Linked DNA regions of Homo sapiens: region 1 is linked to region 2. Evidence: chromatin loops called from intact Hi-C (ENCODE). Cell type or tissue: Panc1. All regions are shown on one strand. Links, peaks and the distances in the headings refer to the core of each region. The heading gives the core; the rest is flanking DNA. Region 1 has its middle 61 kb from the start of ZNF431. Region 2 holds the start of LOC105372321 (a long non-coding RNA gene).

What was found. A loop is a pair of places that touch in the nucleus more often than their neighbours do. Peaks named below come from ENCODE experiments on the same cell type or tissue, not always from the same donor. Only the 100,000 strongest peaks of a DNase experiment are listed, where the experiment ranks them.
Region 1: a loop joins it to region 2, with 4 times the contacts of the local background. A loop is called at or near these places in 7 of 110 quality-filtered maps.

The regions. Positions count from the first base shown.
Region 1 is chr19:21,197,336-21,209,212 of GRCh38, forward strand. No RefSeq gene overlaps it. Among named protein-coding and RNA genes, the nearest start is that of ZNF431, 61 kb to the left of the region's middle. In Panc1, for the core only: CTCF peaks have their summits at 5,727 (motif pointing right) and 5,969; a DNase peak (open chromatin) is centred at 5,726.
Region 2 is chr19:21,458,015-21,469,891 of GRCh38, forward strand. It overlaps LOC105372321 (a long non-coding RNA gene), which reads right to left and starts at 5,890. Exons shown (of 4, transcript NR_187817.1): 1 at 5,730-5,890. RefSeq lists enhancers at 2,397-2,896, 5,207-6,105. In Panc1, for the core only: no CTCF peak of the experiment used is centred there; a DNase peak (open chromatin) is centred at 5,967; H3K4me3 peaks cover 1,627 bases; H3K27ac peaks cover 983 bases.

The sequences.
Region 1 (11,877 bases), core at 2,548-10,547, 260 kb before region 2:
CAACTACAGGCAGCAACAGAGATCTATCTCACAAACAATGTTGAGCAGAATAAGCTAGCCAAAAATGAGAATTTACTGTATTAATCCATTTATTTAAAGTTCAAAAACAGGCAAAACTCATTTATTGTATAAATAGCTAGAATATAAGTTGCTCTTAGAGGAACAGTGATTGAAAAGGAGAATAAAATGTAGCGGGATTTTTAAGGAATCAGAGAGACCGATGGGGTACAGGAGGATATTTATTAATTATTTAGGTGCACCGGCCCAGTCAGATTAACATCTGATGGACTGAGCCCTAAACAAAGAGTTAAGTTACCTTTTAAGCATTTTGTGGGGCAAGGGGAGATCTGTGCATGGAGAAGCGTACTACAGAAGCAAGAAACAAAGACAGTTATTCAATTGAGACATGCATTACATCATTTCTTACTTTTCAAGGAGAAACATGTTTTGCAACTTGAGTTTATCTGTCTAGTGACCTTGCAGCTGCACAGCTAGGGAAAGAGAGTCTTCACAATGCTTGGGAAAGGAGAAGAGATAAGGCTCACTAGCCACAGAAAAACAGGCAGTTAATTCTTAAAGGACTCCAGCTCTTTCTCTTTCTCTGAGGGAAATGGGTTTTGTTACATACAACTGAGTTTCTGCTTATACACTCTAATTTCTTTTAATTCCTGTTCCGTTCCCCACTTTGGTGCATTTTTATAACAGAGGTGTTAATAGAAAGCACCACTATTTGCCACCTTCTCACAGAGCTGAGCTGCTCCTTCTGGTAGCGGCTGATATTTTGTTAATACCATCAACTGCACGGTAGTGTGTCGGGTTACTATTGCCTCTATAGTTGACTGAATACTCATAATAAACAGGGGTAAAAGGCAAGGGAGGATGAGGCAGACGCCAAGAATAAGCAAGAACCCACCAATGAGGATTTTGAATCCTCCAAAGGTTGAGAACCATCCTCCAAACAAGGAATCTGGGGACCATCCAGACCAAGTCTGAACTGGAACATGGGCCAGCCTGCGCATTGTAGCTATGATTTCCATGACCGCTTGGTCATTATCATCAATTTCTAGGCAACAGTTGGTTCAATTAAATTTTCCACATACTCCTCCTTCTGAGGCTAAGAGGTAATCTAAAGCCAATCTATTATGATATATAGCATTTCTCATTTGTTTTGCTTGTATTGCCAATAAATCTAGTGCCCTTGATGTTTCATTGGTTATAATTTCTAGGACTGCCTGCAACCTTATGATGAGGTTGAGCATATAGATTGGGTTGTGGTACCCCTGTGACCCATCTTGCGCCCAGGTAGCTGGCCCATAATATTTCGTGATTCAGGCCATTCATTTTCTTTCCAGTTTCCTATGTCCACATCGTTTTTGATATTTGTGTCTATTTTTGTGATTATGCTTCTTCTAGTTCTTCCTTTATTTTTATCATAAACTGGATATCCTAAGAGTTCCTGTTGCTTTAGAGGAATTAGAAGGATGGCTTGACTGTTCCTAACACACATGCCCCTGTCCATTTAGCTAGCAGTAGCTGATATGCCTGTGCTCCACAGATCCAATACAGGCCAGAGGGTGCCTTTCAAGCATTTGCAGCCTCTAGCTGATGCCAAGAGTGGCTTATAGTAGACAATCAAGAGAAAGGGTTTGGATCTGGTAAGTAGGAGTCAGTCTGGGTGTTTCTTCATAGTTTTGTTTTTAGTCTCATCATAATACTGTTGCCCTAGGCAGGTTGTTTCTCCTACTGCCTCTGTGAAAGCCTTTCCCCATTGAGCGATACAATACCTTCCAATTATGGAGGTTTTTAACAACCAGACACTGGCAAAGGCTGTTGGTTCACTGGCAGGGTTAAGCGAAGTGAAGTTATCTTATGGTATTAATTATTTTGCCTCCCATGGCCACTAGTCCCCCATATTATTTCCTCCACATACACAGCATGAGGAAATTCCTAAGCTGCCAGCTATGTTTTCAGCTAGTTGAGCAAATAAGTGTTTTGTTGATGGGGGAAACTCAGGCACTGTCTGATCAAAATGCTTATAGAATGACTTATGGGCCTGGAATTGTGAGGTTGGATGCATTTGAGTCCATCTAGTCTTTTTGACAATTAGTAGTGGAATTCCAAGGCCTGCTCTTTTTCTATGAACTCATAATAGTGCTGTCTGTCCTGTAGAACAAAAAGGTAGCTCTGGCTTTAAGACAGTAAAATTTAAAGGATTGCATGTTCTTGTCTTACAATCTGGTTTGTTTGACATACCACTTAGCAGAGCAGTCCTTCCTGAATAAAGGTGTTGGAGCTGTATTTGTGTAGACCATGGAATGTTACAGTCTGAGCATCTGATTTGTGGTTCTCCATACAGATGTTTAGGACTGCTGCTAAGCCTCTCTTGTGTCAAACCACTGCAGACTCCTTCTGTTTTTTTTAGGATTTGAACATATGCAGCATGGCAGGCATCAAAGTACAAGGAAATAGGCTCTTTATAGGAGGGAGGGGCTTCTTTGGTTCAAGCTATAAGCTCTCCTTCTTTTTCTCCCTCTGATTTAATATGTACCTCAAACCAGAATTCATAGGGTAAGAGCTTAGGGTCATAACATAAATATAGCTGATTATTTCCTGGGTCACAGACTGAATAGGTGGTCTGGTTGTATGTGCAGGTTCCTAACTTGGTTCCTGTACATTCATAGTAGGTATGGTACAGTAGAGTTTTAACTATGGTATTCGTTACCCAGGTAGTATGTACACAGTGTGAGCATCCTTCTAGAGATTTCTCCCCTTTTAGTATAGGCAGAAATGGTAACAACATCAGTGTATGTAATAGAAACATGCTTATACTACACATGTGCATGGCAAACCTTCCTCTGGGCATAGATATTTGCTGTAATAACATAACAACAGAACAATCAGTATTGACAGAATTATAACTAGGCTTATAAATTGTATCCACATTTACTTATCTGGAGATGGTCCTCTTAGCTTCAGCTGTGCATAGACTAGTCAGCTTCTGGGATGTGACTAGAGTAGAGCTTGCAGGATCCTCAAGCTTCAGCCACGCGTAGACTGACCAGCTTCCACTGTGATCAGAGCAGGGCAGTTGTCCTTCTTACTGGTGGTTGCGTTTCGCCGTAGGACTATTCAGGCGGGGTGATCTGTGTCTTGTTGGCTAATTCATTGGTCATTGTCAGGAGTCACTGCTGCCACTGGTTTCGGCTGGCTATGGTGAATCGAAGGTGTGACACCTGCGACTTTAACAGCAGTGGGAGTAGACATAATTACAATATGGGGCCCATCCCATAAGGGCCCCAGGGTTGTTGGATTCCACCTTTTAACCCAGACAGAGTCTCCTGGCTTATGTGGATGCACTACATCTCTTAGACTTATAAGTATCCTTTCCCTTACCCAGCCTTTTACCTCCTGCATTGCCACTCCTCAAGCCTGCATCTGTGTTCTAAGGGTTAGCTCTCCTAACTCCTTTAAATGCCCTCTAATTTGATTAATGATTGCGGGTGGCCTTCTGAACAATATTTCATAGGGCAAGTACCCAGTTTGTTTTGTAGGTGTACACCTCACCTGGAGGAGGACCATGGGCAAGACCTGATCCCATCATAAGTGAGTTTACTGGCAAAATTTTTTAGTAGCTGTTTGAGTGTCTGATTCATCCGTTCCACCTTCTCTGAACTCTTTGGTCAGTAGGCTGTGTGCAATTTCCATTTGATCTTTAAAAGTTGAGTCAACTGTTGTACTACTTCTGCCGCAAATGCAGGACCATTGTCTGATCCTAGGGTTAAAGGCAACCCAAACCTTGATATTGATGTCTTTTAGTAGCACCTTTGTCACCTCTTGTGCCTTTTCAGTTCTGATGGGGAAGGCCTCAACTCACCCCGAGAAGGTGAAACAAACACTAGCATATACCAGTAACCTCCTGCTCAAGGCAACTCGGTAAGGTCTACAAGCAGGTTCTCACAAGGCACAGCTCCCATTTCCTGAATTTCTGGGGGTCGAGTAGGTCCTTGTTTTGGATTAGATATTGTTCGCAGGATAGACATTGTTCGCAAACAGCACGGGTGATGGCAGAGAGCCGTGGCACATAGAAGTGTTGACCTATCAAAGTCTCTAGGGCCGTGCTTCCAGCATGTGTTCCTTGATGGATCTGCTTCACAAACCTTGGGGCTATTGTCTCTGGGACAGCTAGCCTCCCATCAGAGAACAGCCACCATCCACCTTTAATATATTTTCCTGTTTCCTGGCCAAACCAAGCTTTTTCAATTGAAGAGTAATTGGGTACCTCTGGCAAAGGGGGCTCTACAAAGAGAGGCATTGCTAGAGTTATTTCTTCAGGTAAAACCTTGCTCATTGCTGCCCACCTAACTTCTTGGTCTGCCCTCCTGTTGCCCTGTGCCTCATAGCTTTTCCTAATTTGGTGTCCTTTGCAATGAATGAGAGCCACCTTCTCTGGAGCCCATATGGCTTCTAATAATTGCAAAATTTCCTCTTTATTTTGTATTTCTTTTCCTTCAGTAGTCAGAAGTCCTCTCTATTGTATATTGCCCCATGGGTGTGCAGGGTTGCAAAAGCACAGTTTGAGTCAGTATATATGTTTACTTTTTCCCCTTGGCCAATAACAGTGCTCTGGATAATGCTATTATTAATTCAGCCTTCTGAGCAGAAGTCCCAGAAGTTAAGGCTTGAGCCTCGACCACCGAGCGTTGGGTCACTACTGTATACCCTGCATATCGCACCCCATTTGTTATGAAACTGCTACCATCAGTGAAGTATTCAACATCTGGGCTCTCCAAGGGGGTATCCCTTAGTTCTTCCTAGCTCGAGAACATTTTGTCCACTGAATACAGTGCAACAGTGGGGAAGGTCCTGCCAGCAGTGAGGCAACCCACCATTCTTCAAAGTGGGCTCCTCCACAGGCAGCAGGGTAGCTGGGTTCAAGAAATTTACAGTCTGTAGTGTTATCTGGAAATTTTACACAGAAAACTTTGACACTTTAGCATTCTAAAGTTGGACAGGCAACGATGTCCTCTTTGGTCCATTAAGGAGACTACAGCATGTGGCACCCCAATTTTTAACTTCTGTCCTAGGGCTAGCTTGTTGGCATCTTCTATGAGGATTGCAGTAGCTGCCAATGCCCTGAGGCAGTGGTGCCAACCTAAGGCCACCTAGTCCAGTCTTTTGGATAAGTATGCTACCAGCCAATGTAAAGAGCCCAACAACTGAGTTAAGACTCCGACTGCCATTCCCTTTCGTTCATCCACATACAAAAGAAGGGTTTTTCTTACATCTGGCAACCCACATACTGAGGCCTGGATGAGAGCTTCCTTTATATCCTTGAAGGTCTTTTCTTGTTCCTTTTCCCATAGGAGGGGCTCTCTTTCCCTACCTCTGGTAGCCTCATGTAAGGGCCTTGCTATAAGGGAGAAGTTTGAAATCCAGATTCGGCAAAATCTCACCACCCCTAGAAATTCCCTGACCTGCTGCCGCCTTGTAACTGGGTGGACAATGCACATACAGCCTCCTTGCGTGCACTTCCAAGCCTGCATTGGCCTTGGGATACTATGAATCCTAGATATGCAACCTCCCAAAAACAGACTTCTGCCTTGTCCTTGAACACTTTATAACCAGCTTCACACAGCAGGTCGAAGCCTCTCTGTTCCTTGGAGGCATTCCTCCCTCTTAGGGGCAGTTAATAGCAAGTCATCAATGTATTGTAATAGCACAGAATTGTCACTAGACGGCGCAATAGCCTCAAGGTCGGTAGCCAAAGCCTCCTTGAAGATAGTGGGAGAATTCTTAAACCCTTGTGGCAGCCTTCTCCGGGTATACTGCGATTGCCCCCACTGGAAGGCAAATATAGGCTGACTTTGGGGAACAAGCCTCAAGCAAAAGAAAGCATCCTTTAAGTCCAGACATGTGAACCCCGCGGCCTCAGCAGGAATATGTCACAACATTGTGTATGGGTTGGGTACTGTGGCATGGATAGTGGCAGTGGTCTTGTTTACCACCTGGAGGTCCTACACTGGCCTGTATTCACCATTTGGCTTGAGCACGGGCAGCAGAGGAGTATTCCAAGAGGACTTGTATTTCACTATAATCTCATGTTCATAGAGCTGATTTACATGTTTTGTTATGCCTTCAGTTGCCTCTCTGGGTAATGGGTATTAACGGACTCATACCAGGGTAGCATGAGGGTTAAGCTCTACTACCACCGGGGGTCTGTTTAGAACAAGTCCGGGGGGGTTGTCCTCAGCCCATACACCTGGTACCTTGAAAAGCATTCCCCACGTATTGTGTAGGTCCAGCTCCAGCAGCCTCCTGGTACACAGTTCATAGAGCCGCCATTCCTCAGCTATTAGGAGAGCTAGAGTCAATACCATTGCCTTTGGCTTCCCTACCTCCAGGGTCATATTCCCATTAGGTGTAAAGGAAATTTGTGCCTGTATAGTTTCTGGAGTAAGTCTCTCCCCAACAAGGGCACTGGACAATTTGGCATATATAGAAACTCATGCTGCACTTCTTGTCCTCCAATAACACATCTCCTGGATTTGCAAAAAGGTCCCTTTTCTTTGGCCCCAGTAGCCCTTACAATAGTAGCACAGTTCTTTGTGGGGGGGCTAATTGGGTGAGTTACCACAGAGAAATCAGCTCTAGTGTTGACCAAAAAATCCATTGATCAGCCCCCTATTTCCATAGAAACCATAGCCACCCCCCGACCCCAGGGCCTAAAAAGATGGAACGCGGTCTCTCAGTCCTCAAAATTCTTGGCCCCTGCTAAGCCAATCAGATCAGGATCTGCCTTTGAGGCACCATTACTAGCAACAGAACGCCGCACTCGGGTGTTAGACTATTGACCATCATCTCCATCCTTTGCCTTTTTGGGACACTCATCTTTCCAGTGGCCTATTTGCCTGCACTTTGCACATTGGTTCCTGTCCAAAGGGGACAGGCTTTCCTCTCCCAGTCATGTCTGCCCTCTTCCTCAGCCTCTGCTTTGACCACGCCCTCTAGCAAATCCAGGTTTACTTTCTGCTAGTGAAGCAGCTGTAAATTGAACCGTGTCTTTATTTCTGTTTCTGGTTTTTCTTTCTTCCTTTCTCTCTGCCTCTTCTTCCCAGTTTATGTATACTTTGTTTGCTATTTCCAGGAGTTCACTAGTATTTTTCCCTGCAAAGCCTTCCAGCTGCTGAAGCTTTTGTCTTATGTCTCCCTGTGCTTGCCTGACAAAGGTCATATTTATCATGTGTTGGTTTTCAGGAGCCTTTGGAATAATTGGAGTGTACAGCCTATATGCCTCACAAAGCCTTTCAAAGAATGCACTTGGGCTTTCATCAGGCTTTTGGCGCATTTCTGACATTTTACTCATATTCATTGCCTGCCTTCCTCCTGCTTTTATCCCATTCAGGAGTGCCTTTCTATATAGCCGCAGCCATTCCATGTCCCTTGCCTCATTTGGGTCCCAGTTAGGGTCCTCATTTGGGTAACGCTCCAAGGCAAACTGGCATGGGTTAGGGATGGCCTCTGGGGCTTCCCCTTCTAACCAGCTGAGAGCTGCCTGATTAACTCTCCTACACTTCTCTGTATTAAATAAAGTTAGCAAAAGCTGTTGACAATCCGGCCAGGTCAGGTTATGTGTTATAATAAAAGCATTCACCAAATCAATGAGAGCCTGAGGCTTTTCTGTACAGGAGGGGTATGCTGTTTCCAATTTAAGAGATCAGTAGTGGAGAAAGGCTGATAAACATAAAGCCTAGGGTTACCTTGTATCTGCCCCTGGTCATCATAAACTTGTGTCCTTGTCTCTTGAATTGGCATCTGCAAAGCCCATGGTAGGCCTTAGTGGAGGCACCTAGCTGCCTCACCCTGTCCATCTTCCCTGTTTTTATCTAATAGGGGCTTCTTTTTCTCTGGGTGGGGGAGACTGAGCCTCACTTTCCTCTGAATCCGACTCTCCAGATGCTCCTGACTCTGCCTCCTGCCTTACTCTGGCCAAAGATGGGTAGACTGGCACATATGGGGGTGGACATTCCCTTTCCTCAGGTGGGACCTGAAGAACTGGTTTCAGCTGAGGCTTTGGGGATTCCTTTTCCTAGGAGACACTAGAAGCTTTAGGTTTCTCTGTTTTACTTTGGTTGTGCTGCCTGAGCCACTAATGCCTTGCAATATCCCTCTAGGCAGGGCTGTCACCACTTGGGGCGAGTTTGCACCACATTGAGCCAAGAGTCTATATAGGGAAACTGGTCTGGGTATCCTGGTTGTCCTGCAACTCCAGTGACCACCTTAAACACACGGCCAATTAATTCCCTGTCTATTGTACCTTTAGAGGGCCACCCCATATTGAAAGCAGGCCCATCTATCTCACAGTATGTCCTTAACCTTTGAGCAACAAGTTTCATCCCATAATCACCTCTAAATCCTTTTTTAAAATTCTTTATCATGCACTCCAAAGGAGTTGGTTTCAATGCTTTCCCTCTCATTTCCTCCCTTGCAGTGCACTTTCACTCTCACTTTCACTCACAGGTCCACCAGACCAGGTCCTATTATGAGAGTTTTGGATGCTGCTTAGTCAGGAACATGCCTTCCCCTGTCACAGCCTGCTGCAGCTGTGAAGCTGGTCCTTTCAGCCGTATGCAGCATCCTAGGTCTGATGTCCCCTGCACTCATGTCAGAGCACACAGCCCATGCTAAGGGATCTCTGCCTCCCCATGTCACTCCCCGCACTGGCCTCTCCTGAGACCATCTCTTTCACACACTTTCACACACCTCCCCTGCCCCAAGATTCCTCACTGGATGAAACTAGCCTGTCTCATGTCCTGGGTGAGCCTCTCTCATGTCCTGGGTATGTTCACGTGCACCCTCAACACTCCCAGTTGGGGTGGCAAGCCACTCTTGCCACCCTGCCAGCAAGCTCTACCTTGCTGCACTTGCTGCTCTATTGGCCCATTTCCTCATTTTTTTCCAGTTCCAGTGTTAGTGGGGACTTGAGGTGCATCCAAATTGGCAAGCCACTCCTGATGCCCCCAGCCACTCTGGGTTGGATTAGTGTTCATTCTCCGGGAGGTGATCAAGCTCCCCTTCATCCTCATGGGATGGGCTTTGCTGCCTTGGGCACTTTCTCTTTACTGCAGTTCCTGAAGTGCTGGTATCATCCTGCAGCCCCATTCCCAGTTCCATTGCACTGCCAGGCAGGGTGTCAGAATATGGGGAGAGCTGGTTTCTATCCAGTTGAAGCTCCCCTGTGGTGTGCCTTGGATGCTGGGTCTCTCCTAGCCCCAGAGCTCTAGTCTCACAGGCAAAGGAGACAGTAAATCTGTCATCTCCAACCCCAGGCAAGCCCCCCACCCCCAAGAAATGTAGTGGGATTTTTAAGGAATCAGAGAGACCATTGGGGTTCAGGAGGATATTCATTAATTATTTAGGTGCACCAGCCGTCGGATTAACATCCAAAGGACTGAGCCCTGAACAAAGAGTTAAGTTACCTTTTAAGCATTTAGTGGGGTGGGGGGAGATCTCTGCAGAGGGAAGCATACTACAGAAGTGAGAAACAAAGCCAGTTATTCAATTGAGGTATGCATTACATCATTTCTTACTTTTCAAGGAGAAACATGTTTTGTGACTTGAGTTTGTCTGTCTAGTGACCTTGCAGCTGCACAGCAAGGGAATCAGGGTCTTCACAATGCTTGGGAAAGGAGGAGAGATAAGGCTCACTAACCACTGAAAAACAGGCAGTTAATTTTTAAAGGACTCCAGCTCTTTCTGTTTCTCAGGAGGAATTGGGTTTTCTTACATACAACTGAGTTTCTGCTTACACACTCTTTAATTTCTTTTAATTCCTGTTCCAAAAACAGGGGGAGTGCCCAGGTTGTTCACACTCTTCCATCACTGCATGCTGGGTTCCTGGTATATGCATTGTGTAAACATTCATCAAGCTGTTCTTTTATAATGTATGGATATTTTGTGTGAAATTAAAAACATACCTTTTTGATTTTTTATTTATCCTTTTTTATTTCTTCTTCAGTCACTTTTTGACACATACTTTTCTGGAAAAATAATTTTATCTAAATTTTTAAATTTAATAACATAAAATTGTTTAAAACAATATCATGTTTAAATATTTTTATTATTTTTTTTTTGAGATGGAGTCTTGCTCTGTAACCCAGGCTGGAGTGCAGTGGCACAATCTCGGCTCACTGCTACCTCTGCCTCCCAGGTTCAAGCAATTCTCCTGCCTCAGCCTCCAAAGTAGCTGGGATTACAGGTGCATGCCACCACGCCCAACTAATTTTTGTATTTTTAGTAAAGATGGGGTTTTGCCATGTTGGCTAGGATGTTCTCAATCTCTTGACCTCGTGATCCACCTGCCTCATCCTCCCAAAGTGCTGGGATTGCAGGCATGAGCCAACGTGCCTTAATATAGAAGGTATCTAAAATAAACTACAGCAAATGTGCATGATAAACTATTGAGATCATAAATATTATAAGGATGCTACTGTCAAGATTTTTATTAAACATTGGATTTATGGTCCCAGCCAATGCATTAAAATGAGATCAGTTTTACAACTATACTTTAAAGTATAACAAGTCAATAATCTAGTACCTAAACAATTGGTTCTACCTGGATAGATTGGATTCCCACACAGCAACTGACACGACAATTTTTCACATAGATTCAGAATTTAAAACTTTTAGGAGAAAATACAAGATAATATTGTTGTGATAACTGTGGGTGTAAAGCAATTTCTTAAACATGGCACAATATAAAAACTTGCATAAACATATTTATAAATTAGATGAAATTTTAAAAACTTTTGATTATCAAGAACTTAGAAAAACATGTTTGAATAAAGATGGTGGAAAGGCAAATCATAACCAAGAAAAAATATGTAAAAAACACATATTACAAAAATTAGTATTTAGAAAATATGCACTACAGAATATGTATTAATATACAAAGAAATGAAATACATTAAAAATGGACAGATGGCACATCTTAAAACACATATGACCAATTAACCTCTGAAAAATACCAATTTATTTAGTGACTATGGAAATGCTAATTAAAACTCTAAATTATATACTTTTCTGATTCTCCATTTTGTCAAAAAATATGTCTAGTAATTCCAAGAGTTGATAAAAATAAAGTAATTGGAATTCACAAATAACCACTGGCAGTAGAATTCGTTTATAAATTGATGTATATTCACACTGCGGCAGTAAAAATGGACAACTATAGCTATGCAAAGCAACATGGAAAAATAGAAACAATTGTAAATAAAAAAGCAAGTCACAGATGAAAACTTGTAGAATTGATCTAAAGTCAAAAAACAAGCAACACTGAAACGTATATTGTTTATAGATAAAATTGCATAAAGTAGGCCAGGCACCATGGCTCACGCCTGTAATCCCAGCACTTTGGGAGGCCAAGGTGGGTGAATCACAAGGTCAAGAGATCGAGACCGTCTGGCCAGCATGGTGAAACCCCGTCTCTACTAAAATTACAAAAATTAGCTGGACATGGTGTTGCATGCCTGTAGTCCCAGCTACTCGGGAGGCTGAAGCAGGAGAATTGCTTGAACCCAGAAGATGGAGGTTGCAGTGAGCTGAGATCATGCCACTGCACTCCAGCCTGGCAACTGAGCAAGACTCTGTCAAAAAAAAATTGCTTAAAATAAACGACAATATGAAATTCAGATACTGGTCACTTTTGGGTTAGGAGGTTGTTTTTTGTTTGTTTGTTTGTTTGAGATGGAATTTCACTCTTGTTGCCCAGGCTCAAGTGCAATGGCACAATCTCAGCTCACTGTAACCTATGCCTCCTGGGTTCAAGTGATTCTCCTGCCTCAGCCTCCCGAGTAGCTGGTATTACAGGCATATGCCACC
Region 2 (11,877 bases), core at 1,826-9,825:
GCTGATCATCAGACTCTCAGCAGATGGTAACTATCTTAGGTTTGCTCAGGTATGTCTTGTGACCTTCGCAGTGTTGCACTGATGGAAAATAGGAACTTACAAAATCTTTACAAACTTACAGAAATAGTTAAAAAATAGTTATGAGAGCAGAGCAAAGAAATGCTGGTCTGGGAAGGAATCTCAAGAGAGGGAAGCTGATAAGAACTTGTTATTCTCATCCCTGTTCCTGGAGTCCATTCCTTCTGGGCTCTGCCTGGCTTTGCAGATAACATTATCTTAGTCCTCGCAGGCCCTTGGAGTGAGTCAACCCAGTACAGGGAGGAACTTAGGTTTTTCTCCTTTCAATTTCTGCTTTAGTTGAACACAGAATATTATTTTATAAATAACGACTTAGTAATTATATAGAAATCACTAATCACTTTACTAATACACTGCATGTATTGGTGTTTTGTTTTGTTTTGAGATGGAGCCTCACTCTGTTGCCCAGGCTGGAGTACAGTGGCGTGATCTCAGCTCACTGCAACCTCCACCTCCCAGGTTCAAGTGATTCTCCTGCCTCAGCCTCCCAAGTAGCTGGGATTACCGGCACCTGCCACCACACCCAGCTGATCTGTATTTTTAGTAGATGTTGGCCAGGCTAGTCTGGAACTCCTGACCTTAAGTGAGCCACTGGTCTCGGCCTCCCAAAGTGCTGGGATTACACGTGTGAGCCACCATGCCTGGCCAGTTTAGAACTTTTACAAAATGAAATAATAAAACTGAATTAATTTATTTTAAAACAATATGAACAAGTATAATAAATATTACAAGTCCCCATTCAGATAAAGTTTATTTATTTATTTATTTATTTTGAGATGGAGTTTCACTCTGTCACCCAGGCTGGAGTGCAGTGGTGCCATCTTGGCTCACTGCAACCTCCACCTCCCCAGCTCAGGTAATTCCCTTCTCTCAGCCTCCCGAGTAGCTGGGACTACAGGCACATGCCATCACGCTCAGCTAATTTTTGTATCTTTATTAGAGATGGGGTTTCACCATATTGGCCATGCTGGTCTCAAACTCCCAACCACAGGTAATCCACCTGCCTCAGCCTCCCAAACTGCTGGGATTACAGGCGTGAGCCACATTGCCCGGCCCATTCAGATAAAGTTTTATTAACTCTATGAAGATTTGATAAATGGCAAATATGACATTTTCAAATAGTTTTGTGATGACCAGAAAAAATAATCTATTAGGTATTTTTATAACAAAATAAGACAAAATGATACTAGTGATATTATTACAAAATATTTTCATTATTTCATATAGTATATCATAAATTTAATCTTAAAATATTATAAATATGCTAGAGGTTCTCAAAACTAAAAAAAAAGCAAAATAACTAAATCATTCAAAATTGGCTTTTTTTGTTGTTTTAAAAATAAAGTTTAAGGCTAGGAGCGGTGGCTCATGCCTGTAATCCCAGCACTTTGGGAGGCCGAGGCGGGCGGATCATGAGGTCAGGAGCTCGAGACCATCCTGGCTAACACAGTGAAACCCCGTCTCTACTAAAAATACAAAAAAATTAGCCAGGTATGGTGGCGGGCAACTGTAGTCCCAGCTACTCCGGAGGCTGAGGCAGGAGAATGGCGTGAGCCGGGGAGGCGGAGCTTGCAGTGAGCCGAGATCGTGCCACTGCACTCCAGCCTGGGGGACAGAGCGAGACTCCGTCTCAAAAAAAAAAAAAAAAAAAAAAAAAAGTTTAAGGCTAATCATATGGGTAATACAACTAGACCCCTACCTGTATTAATACAATTACAATTTGACATGAGATTTGGGTGGGGATTCAGAGTCAAACCACATCATTCTGCTCCTGGCCCTCACAACAAACCTCATGTCCTAGTCACATTTCTTTTTTTTTTTTTAAGATGGAGTCTGACTCTGTTGCCCAGGCTGGAGTGCAGTGGTACAATCTCTGCTCACTGCAACTTCCACCTCCCGAGTTCCAGCAATTCTCCCACCTCAGCCTTTCAAGTAGCTGGGATTACAGGCATGTGCCACCATGCTTGGCTAATTTTTTGTATTTAGTAGAGATGGGGTTTGGCCATGTTGGTCAGGCTGGTCTTGAATGCCTGACCTCAGGTGATCCACCCACCTCACCCTCCCAAAATCCTGGGATTACAGGTGTGAGCCACCATGCCCAGCCTCCTAGTCACATTTCAAAACACAATCATCCATTTTCAACAGTCCCTCAAAATCTTTTTTTTTTTTTTTTTTTTAAAGACAGAGTCTCACTTTGTCACCCAAGCTGTAGTGCAATGGCATGATCTCGGCTCAACACAACCTCCACTTCCCAGGTTCAAGCAATTCTCCTGCCTCAGCCTCCCAAGTAGCTGGGATTACAGGCACCCACCACCATGCCTGGCTAATTTTTGTATTTTTAGTAGAGACAGGGTTTCATCATTTTGGCCAGGCTGGTCGCGAACTCCCGACCTCAAGTGATCCGCCTGCCTCAGCCTCCCAAAGTGCTGGGATTATACGAGTGAGCCACGGTGCCTGGCCTGCTCCCCCAAATTCTTAACTCATTTCAGCATAAACTTAAAAGTCCAGTCCAAATTCTATCTAAGACAAGGCAATTCTCTTCCACCTATGAGCCTGTAAAATCAAAAACGACTTAGTCACTTCCAAGATACAATGGTTATGCAGGCATTGGGTAAATTCTCCTGTTCCAAAAGGGAGAAATTGGCCAAAGCAAATGAGCTCCAGGTCTTATGCAACTCCAAAACCCAGAAGGGCAGTCATTAAATGTTAAAGCTCTAAAATAATTCCCTTCAACTCCATGTCTCATATCTAGGCCACCATGATGCAAGGGGTGAGCTCCCAAGGCCTTAGGCAGCTCCACCCCTGTAATCTGCAGAGTACAGCCCCTGCAGCTGCTTTCACAAGCTGGCATTGAGTGCCTATGGCTTTTCCATCCAACTCATATAAACTTACTTAACCTTAATCACTTTCTAAAATTGTTGTTTTCAAATAGAATCACATTGGAGGTTATGGCTTACCATATGAATTTTGATAGAAAAGTCAGTCTAAATCATGGGAAATAACCATATAGAGGTAATATTTTATATCTCATTGGAATTAATATAAATATGTTTTTATTTTTTATTTTTTGAAACGTAGTCTCACTGTGTCCCACAAGCTGCAGTGCAGTGGCGCAATCTCACCTCACTGCAAACTCCGCCTCCCGGGTTCATGCCATTCTCCTGCCTCAGCCTCCAGAGCAGCTGAGACTACAAGCACCTACCAACACACCCGGCTTATTTTCTGTATTTTTAGTAGAGACAGGGTTTCACTGTGCTAGCCAGGATGGTCTTGATCTCCTGACCTCGTGATCCGCCCGCCTCGGCCTCCCAAAGTGCTGGGATTACAGGCGTGAGCCACCGCGACCAGCTGAATTAATATAAATATGAAGCAGATTCTGGTAAGTTAAGATGTATATTATAAGGCCTAGAGAAACAAGTTAGTAACTTTAAAAACATGAACAATCACTATAGAAATCTAAATATTACATGGAAAGTATCTAATATAAAAGAAAGCACTTAAGAAAGACTAGCCCGGGCCTGGTGGCTCACGCCTGTAATCCAGCACTTTGGGAGGCTGAGGCAGGTGGATCATGAGGTCAAGAGTTCAAGACCAGCCTGGCCAAGATGGTGAAACCTCATCTCTACTAAAAATACAAAAATTAGCTGGGTTTGGTGGCAGGCGCCTGTAATCCCAGCTACTTGGGAGGCTGAGGCAGAGAATTGTTTGAATCCGGGAAGTAGAGGTTGCGGTGAGCCAAGATTGTGTCACTGCACTCCAGCCTGGGTGACTGAGTGAGACTGCATCTCAAAAAAAAAAGAAAGACTAAAGACAATTCTAAAACTAGAAAAAGACTAGAGTGTGGTTGAGGACACATGGCCCAATAAAGTTTCCAAAGGAAAACCTCAATTCAAAGATGTCTGGGCAAGGCATTTGTGCCTGTGGAAGATAAAAGGAGAAAAAGCGGGAAAATTTTTGACAGTGGAATGTAAGGGGATTATTTTTTACCTTTCTCTCATGTAAAATATTTACAAATAGAAAACAAGTATTTTTAAAAGTGTCATCCAGTGCTCTGTGACAAAGTGATTAATTAAAATACTGTTTCTGAAATGTACAATAAAGGACAAAAATAGTTGATAATGTTGTGAATTGAAGGGGAGAAGTTGGCTTTGGGGAATGTTGGAAAGAAACTGGGAATTTAAGATTTTACTGCAAGCCTGGCAAGGATTTTACTGGCAAGGCTGAACAGGACAGAGTAGTGGATTTGAGACCCTGCTTGCCACACATGTGGAAAATACAGGGTGACACCAGTGCGTCTGATTAAAGTCAAAATAATTAAATAGCAATATTTGGACTGAAGTGGCGTTAGTGGTCTAGGTTCCTATGTAACAACAACAACAACAATAAAATCTAGCTCAAATGTATTTTTTGTAAGTTACTACCTTAAGAGAAAACAAAATTCAGGTTTAATCAACCACAAATCTCCAATTAATCTGATTACATAACGAAAGAATTTTCTCCTGGACACTGCAAATGGACTACCTAACTGTACCCAATCGATTAATTTGCTTTGCTTCATCACACACCTTATAGAAGCCTTTTCTTCAAGACCCTCTGGTAGCCCCAAAACCACAAACGTCGGGCGCAGTGGCTCACGCCTGTAATCCCAACACTTTGGGTGGCCCAGGCAGGCGGATCATCTGAGGTTGGGAGTTCGAGACCACCCTGACCAACATGGAGAAACCCCCGTCTCTACTAAAAATCAAAAGTAGCCGAGCGTGGTGGCGCATGCCTGCAATCCCAGCTAAGTAGGAGGCTGAAGCAGGAGAATCGCTTGAACTCGGGAGGCGGAGGTTGCGGTGAGCCTAGATCGTGCCATTGCGCTCCAGCCTGCGCAACAACAGCGAAACTCCCATCTCAAAACAAAACAAAAGCCCCCACAAACCATGTCTGGGGACTGTCCCATTGATTAATCACTGTTTGTGCATACTAAGTCTTTTTTTTTTTTTTTTTTTTTTTTTTTTTTGAGACGGAGTCTCGCTCTGTCGCCCAGGCTGGAGCTCAGTGGAGCGATCTTGGCTCATTGCAGCCTCCGCCTCCCGTATTCAAGCGATTCTCCTGCCTCAGCCTCCCGAGGAGCTGAGATTACAGGCATGCCACGCCTGGCTAATTTTTTTTGTACTTTTAGTAGAGACCGGGTTTCTCCATGTTGGTCAGGCCGGTCAGGAACTCCCGACCTCAGGTAATCCGCCCACCTCGGCCTCCCAAAGTGTTGGGATTACAGGCGTGAACCACCGCGCCCGGCCATATTAACTCTCTAATGGTGCTTCAGTTTATTTTTGAACAGGGTAAAGTAGGAACTGGGGACCCCACAGACCGCAGCTCCTTCCACGCAGGAGACCCGCACAACCAGTCGGAGTCTTTCCCTGATGACCTCACAACCTGGGGAAGATGACGGGCTGCGGGCGCAGAGCTGCGCAAAGAGGGCTACAGGCTGGGGCTAAAGCCGCTGTGCTGAAACGGTAAAGGACGCCCCGGGGTCCCTGCACCGGAGGAGAGTGAGGGCTGAGCTGCGGGGCACTCAGGCTCACAAGACCGTCCCGCCACCGCCATTTCTGGCGCGTCCCAAAGAGGCCTCCCCCGTCTCCAAACGCCCTGCCCCGCACACTCACCTTTTCTCGGCTTCAGGAATGTCCTGGAGTCTATGAATCTTCCAGCACCATCAGTTCACCGCGTGATGGAGGCTGAGGCTGTGGCCGAATCACCGAGACCCTTGGAAAGAAGACACAGGGCAGTGAAGAGCTAACCTCGAGCTCTGGCTGGAGCAAGAGACAAAGGCCCCGCCAGGTACCGGGAGCCACCCCTTCCTCTCTGACTGTGAACCTGATTGGACAGTTCCCACCCCAGCGCCCTTAATGGATAGAGCTCCAGGCTCCGCGCCCTCAGGCCTTGAGTGACAGAAGACGCGATCAGACCTTGCACTGAATACCGCGAGCGTGACAGGCTCTTGGCTCCAGTCATTTCAGGAAGGGCTATCTCTGGGTTGGGCCCACATGTGCCCAGGGGTTATTTTAAATCTTGTGTATAAGGTTATGTCCATTTATAAATTTTATTCATACACACATATATGTTGTTCACAAATGGAAACACTATAATAACAATTATTTTAAAATTTAACATTTCATAAGCTTTCTGGCCTTTAGTCTTTTGAGTAGGCAACCTGGGATTTTAAAAGAAAAACAGGGCCGGGAGTGGTGGCACCAAGAAGAAAAAAAGTTTATAGAATCTCAAAAAGAAATAAGAAAAAGGCGGGGCATGGTGGCTCACGCCTGTAATTCCGGCACTTTGGGAGACCGAGGCGGGCAGATCACCTGAGGTCGGGAGTTCGACACCAGCCTGGCCAACATGGTGAAACCCCGTCTCTACTAAAAATACAAAAATTAGCCAGGCGTGGTGGCAGGCGCCTTAATCCCAGCTACTTGGGAGGCAGAAGCAGGAGAATCGTTTGAACCCGGGAGGCGGAGGTTGCAGTGAGCCGAGATCGAGCCATTGCACTCAAGCCTGGGGGACAAGAGTGAGACTTCTCTCAAAAAAAAAAAAAAAAAGAAAAAGAAAAAAAACTCTTTAACTTAAACACACACACAACTTCAGAGAAAACGTATCTGAGAATGTGAAACACCCAGCATTCATAGCCTGGCTGATTACTGTCAGTATCTCCCCTTTACTAAGCCGGTCTTTAAATGCTGGATTAGATGGCTGTTGTATAAATCCTCAGATATCACTTAAAAAAAAAAATCACAGGGCATAGAGAAAAGACAGGAAATATGTCCCACTTGAAGGAGCAAAATAATATCCAGAAATTGAATCTTAAGAAATGAAGTTTTTGCATATCTGATAAAGAATTCAAAATATTTGGCCGGGCACGGTGGCTCATGCCTGTAATCCCAGCACTTTGGGAGGCTGAGGCAGGTGGATCACAAGGTCAGGAGTTCGAGACCAGCCTGGCCAATGTGGTGAAACCTGGTCTCTACTAAAAATACAAAATAATAGGCCGGGCGTGGTGGCTCACGCCTGTAATTCCAGCACTTTGGGAGGCCAAGGTGGGCAGATCACGAGGTCAGGAGATCGAGACCATCCTGACTAATATGGTGAAACCTCGTCTCTACTGAAAAAAAATACAAAAAATTAGCCGGGTGTGGTGGCAGGCGCCTGTAGTCCCAGCTACTTGGAGGGTGAGGCAGGAGAATGGCGTGAACCTGGGAGGTGGAGCTTGCAGTGAGCCCAGATCGCACCACCGCACTCCAGCCTGGGCGACAGAGCGAGACTTCCATCTCAAAATAAATAAATAAATAATAATCATCATCATCTTAGAATGCTCAATGAACAAAAATAAAACACAAATAGACAACTAAATGAGATTTAGAAATAATGAGCGAAATATCAAAGATATAAAAACTTTTTTAAATTTTTAATTAATTTATTTTTTTTAGATGGACTCTCGCTCTGTTGCCCAGGCTGGAGTGCAATGGTGCGATCTCAGCTCACTGCAACCTCCGCTTCCCGGGTTCAAGTGATTCTCCTGCCTCAGCCTCCCGAGTAGCTGGGATTACAGGCACCTGCCACTGCGCCTGGCAATTTTTGTATTTTTAGTAGAGAAAGGGTTTCACCATCTTGGCCAGGCTGGTCTTGAACTCCTGACCTTGTGATCCACCTGCCACGGCCTCCCAAAGTGCTGGGATTACAGGCATGAGCCACCATGCCCAGCCAGCAGGCAGGTTTTCTTGTAGACGGAATGAAAGCAAGGAAAGCTGGAATGAGCTCAGCCCTATCAGGCACCCTAAAGGCTGCCTGGGGTTGCCTGCAAGGCCATCTAGCCTTCTGCTTCCTGGCAGGCTGGTCAAGCACTTATTCTGGTCTCTTTGAGACTTTGATTTCCTGGAAGGAGAGGGCCCTCCTTTCCACTGGACTGAGTGGCCAGGGCCATCCAGCTTCCCACCCTCCACTAACAACCATGGGGTGCCCTCCTGAGCACACACTGCCCAATTATGGCCCTTCTTAGGCAGGAGCTCATTTGTCTTACACTTTCAGCCTGCTGGGGCTTAGAAGTTATCAGTGCTGTTATTAAGATAGAGAAATGAGGGGGGAAAGTTGCTTTAAAAATCTTCCATAATCTTATTATGGAAATCACCAGCGCAGATGCCAGCACAGGTGGGGCTCCTGAGGATGCTGGGGGAGAGTTCCCAGCCTGTCCTGGCAGCCGGTCCTTGCCAGGGATGGCTCATGCCCCAGCTCCAGAGAGAAGCAGGTAGACATCTCTGCAAGGAGCTGCGGGCTGCAGCTCAGGACAGCCAAGCCCCACTGGTGGTGGAGTGGGGCTACATCCCATCAGGCTGTGTCTCTTCCACAGCAGACCCTTGGAGCCAGGAGGTGATTTACAGTGTGTGCAAGGCAGTAAGCTCCATCAGCTGCATGGCCTTCAGCACTCACTTCAACATTCACTTCAACTCTGATATCTCGCCACAGAAGCAGTGGGGACTGGCCTGTGCAGAAGCCCTGAAAGTGGGACAGAGCCTCATGTGGCCGGGCGGCAGGTGGGGCAAGGAGGGGTTCTGAGTCCTCGGTGCTGGTTGGCCTGTCTGCCCATCTGAGCACTGCTCCCTGGGAGTGTGCTCTGCAGGCCTCCTAAAGGAGGGCTGTGAGCTCATCACTGAGGCCCTGAGCACCTCCTTGCTCCTCCCCACTACATTACCGGTGACTATGCTGAGGTGGGCCTCGAGCACCCTCTGGGCTGTGTCATCAAACGTCTTTGGACCTGGCCTGGCAAATGAGGGATGGCAAATGAGGAGTCTGGAGTTTCATTGTCACCCTCTATGGTAGCAGGAAATGGGAGAGTCCAGGCCTGCAGGACTGGAACCCTATCGAGGGAGTTAAGAGGCTGTTCACTTCCCCTCCGGGCCCCATGTGGAGGAGTGGATGGAGTCTAGGGAGACACTGGGGAGTCACTTGTTTTGTCTGGGCTTCCCCTAGTTCCACCCTTTGTTAACCATTTCCTTGGGAGAGTTCAGGAAACTCCTGTGCTCTAGTGAGGCGGGACCTCCCCTCACAGGGTATTGGTGAGGAGGCGTTCTGAGACTCTGAGTGAGAAGCTACCACAGTGCCTGACAAGTACCTGTGGGAGCTGTCATCCTCTGTAACCACCATGTGGCCTTGTAGTGTTCAGGCTGCCTGTCCTGTCCTAAGGCTTGGTGGGGCTTTTGGGGGGTCAGCTGCTTTAGGGTCCCACTCTCTCCTCAAAGTGGCTGTTTTTGTGTTTGTTTGTTTATGGGTTTTAAAACACTTAATATTTCATTTATAGTAGTTTCAGGCTTGCATGTGTGTATTTGTATAGATTTTATTAGAAAGAAAAGGACTTAAGACAACATTTTTAGAAGGTCTCCGTGGCGCATAGAGTTCCATGTCACAACAGCTGATGTTGACCTCCTTCTGTTGCCTTTGTGCAAAGTATAAATAGAAAGTGCAAGCCAGAGGTGCCGAGGCTCAGTGTCTAGAGCTGAGCCACTTGGGCTTGCTTGCTGGCCTGCAGCCACGTGGACTCTGGGTGTGAGGTGTTGCCCATCCTGGATCAACAGCCCCCACCCCTCTCCCCAGGTCCTGAGTAACCAACACAAGGCAGTGCTAATGAGCAGGTGAGAAATGGACATCGAGCACCCCAATACCACCCAGGAAGATTTGAATGGCATTTGGACTCAGGCTGTGTGGGGGTAGGGGCTGTGTGGGGGTAGGGGCTTGTCATGGTGCCACCCACAGATGCCCCTGCCCTATGCTGCTTCCCCAGCAGCCAGCTGTCCATGGCCCTGAGCCTGTCACACCATGCCTGCTACCTCACGCTGTTCATGTTTGATGAAAACCATCCCAAGATGGTGCTGCTGGATGTGAGTGCTGGAAAGGGGGCAGCACCATTGTCCTAGGAGATTATGAGCTGACCAGATCCCTACTGACTGCCCCCCAGGACAAGTGGGGGCTGGTGCTGCATTGAATGATGCCCCCCCCAGGAGATGTGTTTGCATTGGCTCAATGAATATACAATGCAGAGGCATAAATGAAGACATGTGAATGGTGTATGTGGACATCAGCTTGCAGCTGGGAAAAAGGTGCCTCTCAGGTCCCTCATTCTTCCCAGCAACTGTAGAATGTGTCCATGCCAATGAGTGTATAGATCTGTCCTTCTTAACTTGTACACAACTCCAGGTCAGTTCCGAGTGAATGACATGCAGATGGGATTTCTCGAGTCATTTGTATGCTTCATATTATGGCTGCTGCTTTTGCTGCCACTACCCCCAGACCCAACCTGGTTTGAAGTTCAGGCTTTAAGTAAAAAAGATCGAGGGCCTCCTTGTGTTCTGGGATGGAAAGTCAGAGACCTGTGGTAGGGCTAGGGTTTTGGGTACACTTTAGTTTTGTGGCAGGATGAGAACTGCAGTGATTATAATTGTGATTGGCCTGGCCTGATTGTAACTCTGGGTGACAGGGAGGGAGTCAGCAGTGGTGGTCCCCCAGACATCCATGTGCCTAGGCCTGGCCTGCCTGCCCTCAGTACCAGCAAAAAGGCAACACCACAGGCTCTGACTTGCCTCCCTACTCCCTGCACCCCAGATGGGAATACCTTGGAGGCTACAATCTGAATGTATTATTCTCCCTGTCTTAACCAGACCTCCCTAACACACACTGAGGGTAGAGTAGGTTTGGGGCCTGGGGAGAACCAGAGCTGAATCATGAATCCCGGGGGAATGTTAAAGATACAGGAGTGGTTGTCACCGCTCTGTTGAGCCCAGCTTCCTACCTGGTCCTGGCCACACAGCCCCTTAAACGGAGACTAGCTCTGGGGGTAGTTAGGGACCCTATAGGCCCAGGCTGCTCTCTGTCCCCACCTGCCGGTGCTACTTCTCTTGCCTACTGTCAGAGCCCTAACATGGAGAAGGAGGTTGCCACCCTGTGAGCCTGAGGGAGCTGTGTCTGACTGGGGCTTCTGCCTGGGATTTTGCAAAAAGATACCTATGAATATGGTTTGCCTAGATATCTTGTTTTTGGTTTTTTGTTTTTTTTTTTTTTTGGAGACGGAGTCTTGCTCTGTGCCCAGGCTGGAGTGCAATGGCGTGATCTCAGCTCACTGCAAGCTCTGCCTCCTTGGGTTCACGCCATTCTCCTGCCTCAGCCTCCCCAGTAGCTGGGACTACAGGTGCCTGCCACCACGCCCGGCTAATTTTTTTTTTTTTTTTTGTATTTTTAGTAGAGACGGGGTTTCACTGTGTTAGCCAGGATGGTCTCGATCTCCTGACCTCGTGATCCGCCTGCCCAGCCTCCCAAAGTGCTGGGATTATAGGTGTGAGCCACCGCGCCCGGCCGATATCTTGTTTTAAAGGGAGTGGCCATAAGCTAGCAAGTGGAGCATCCCCACCACTGATTAATAACATTTTCTTGTTTTTAACCCATCATATTTTCATATCACATTAGAATAAAGTAAGTTTTTATAAACTACTGCTCCAGCCTCACCCGTGTGTTTTGTAACCCAGTCTGATTTGATTGTGAGGACTGTTGTCAGAAATGTTGCTAAGAGAGAAATATGTATAAATTAGATCATATTTAAGGTTATGCTTATAATGCCACTTGAGTGGGAAGTAAGAGTGTGGAGTCACAGGGACTCAGCTGGGGTTTGCCCACACCACTTACTAGGCTCATGAAAGTGTGGCACAGGTGAATATCACCTGTCATTGGTGACAGAAGAAAAAAGGCTAAGGCCAGGCGCAGTGCCTCAAGCCTGTA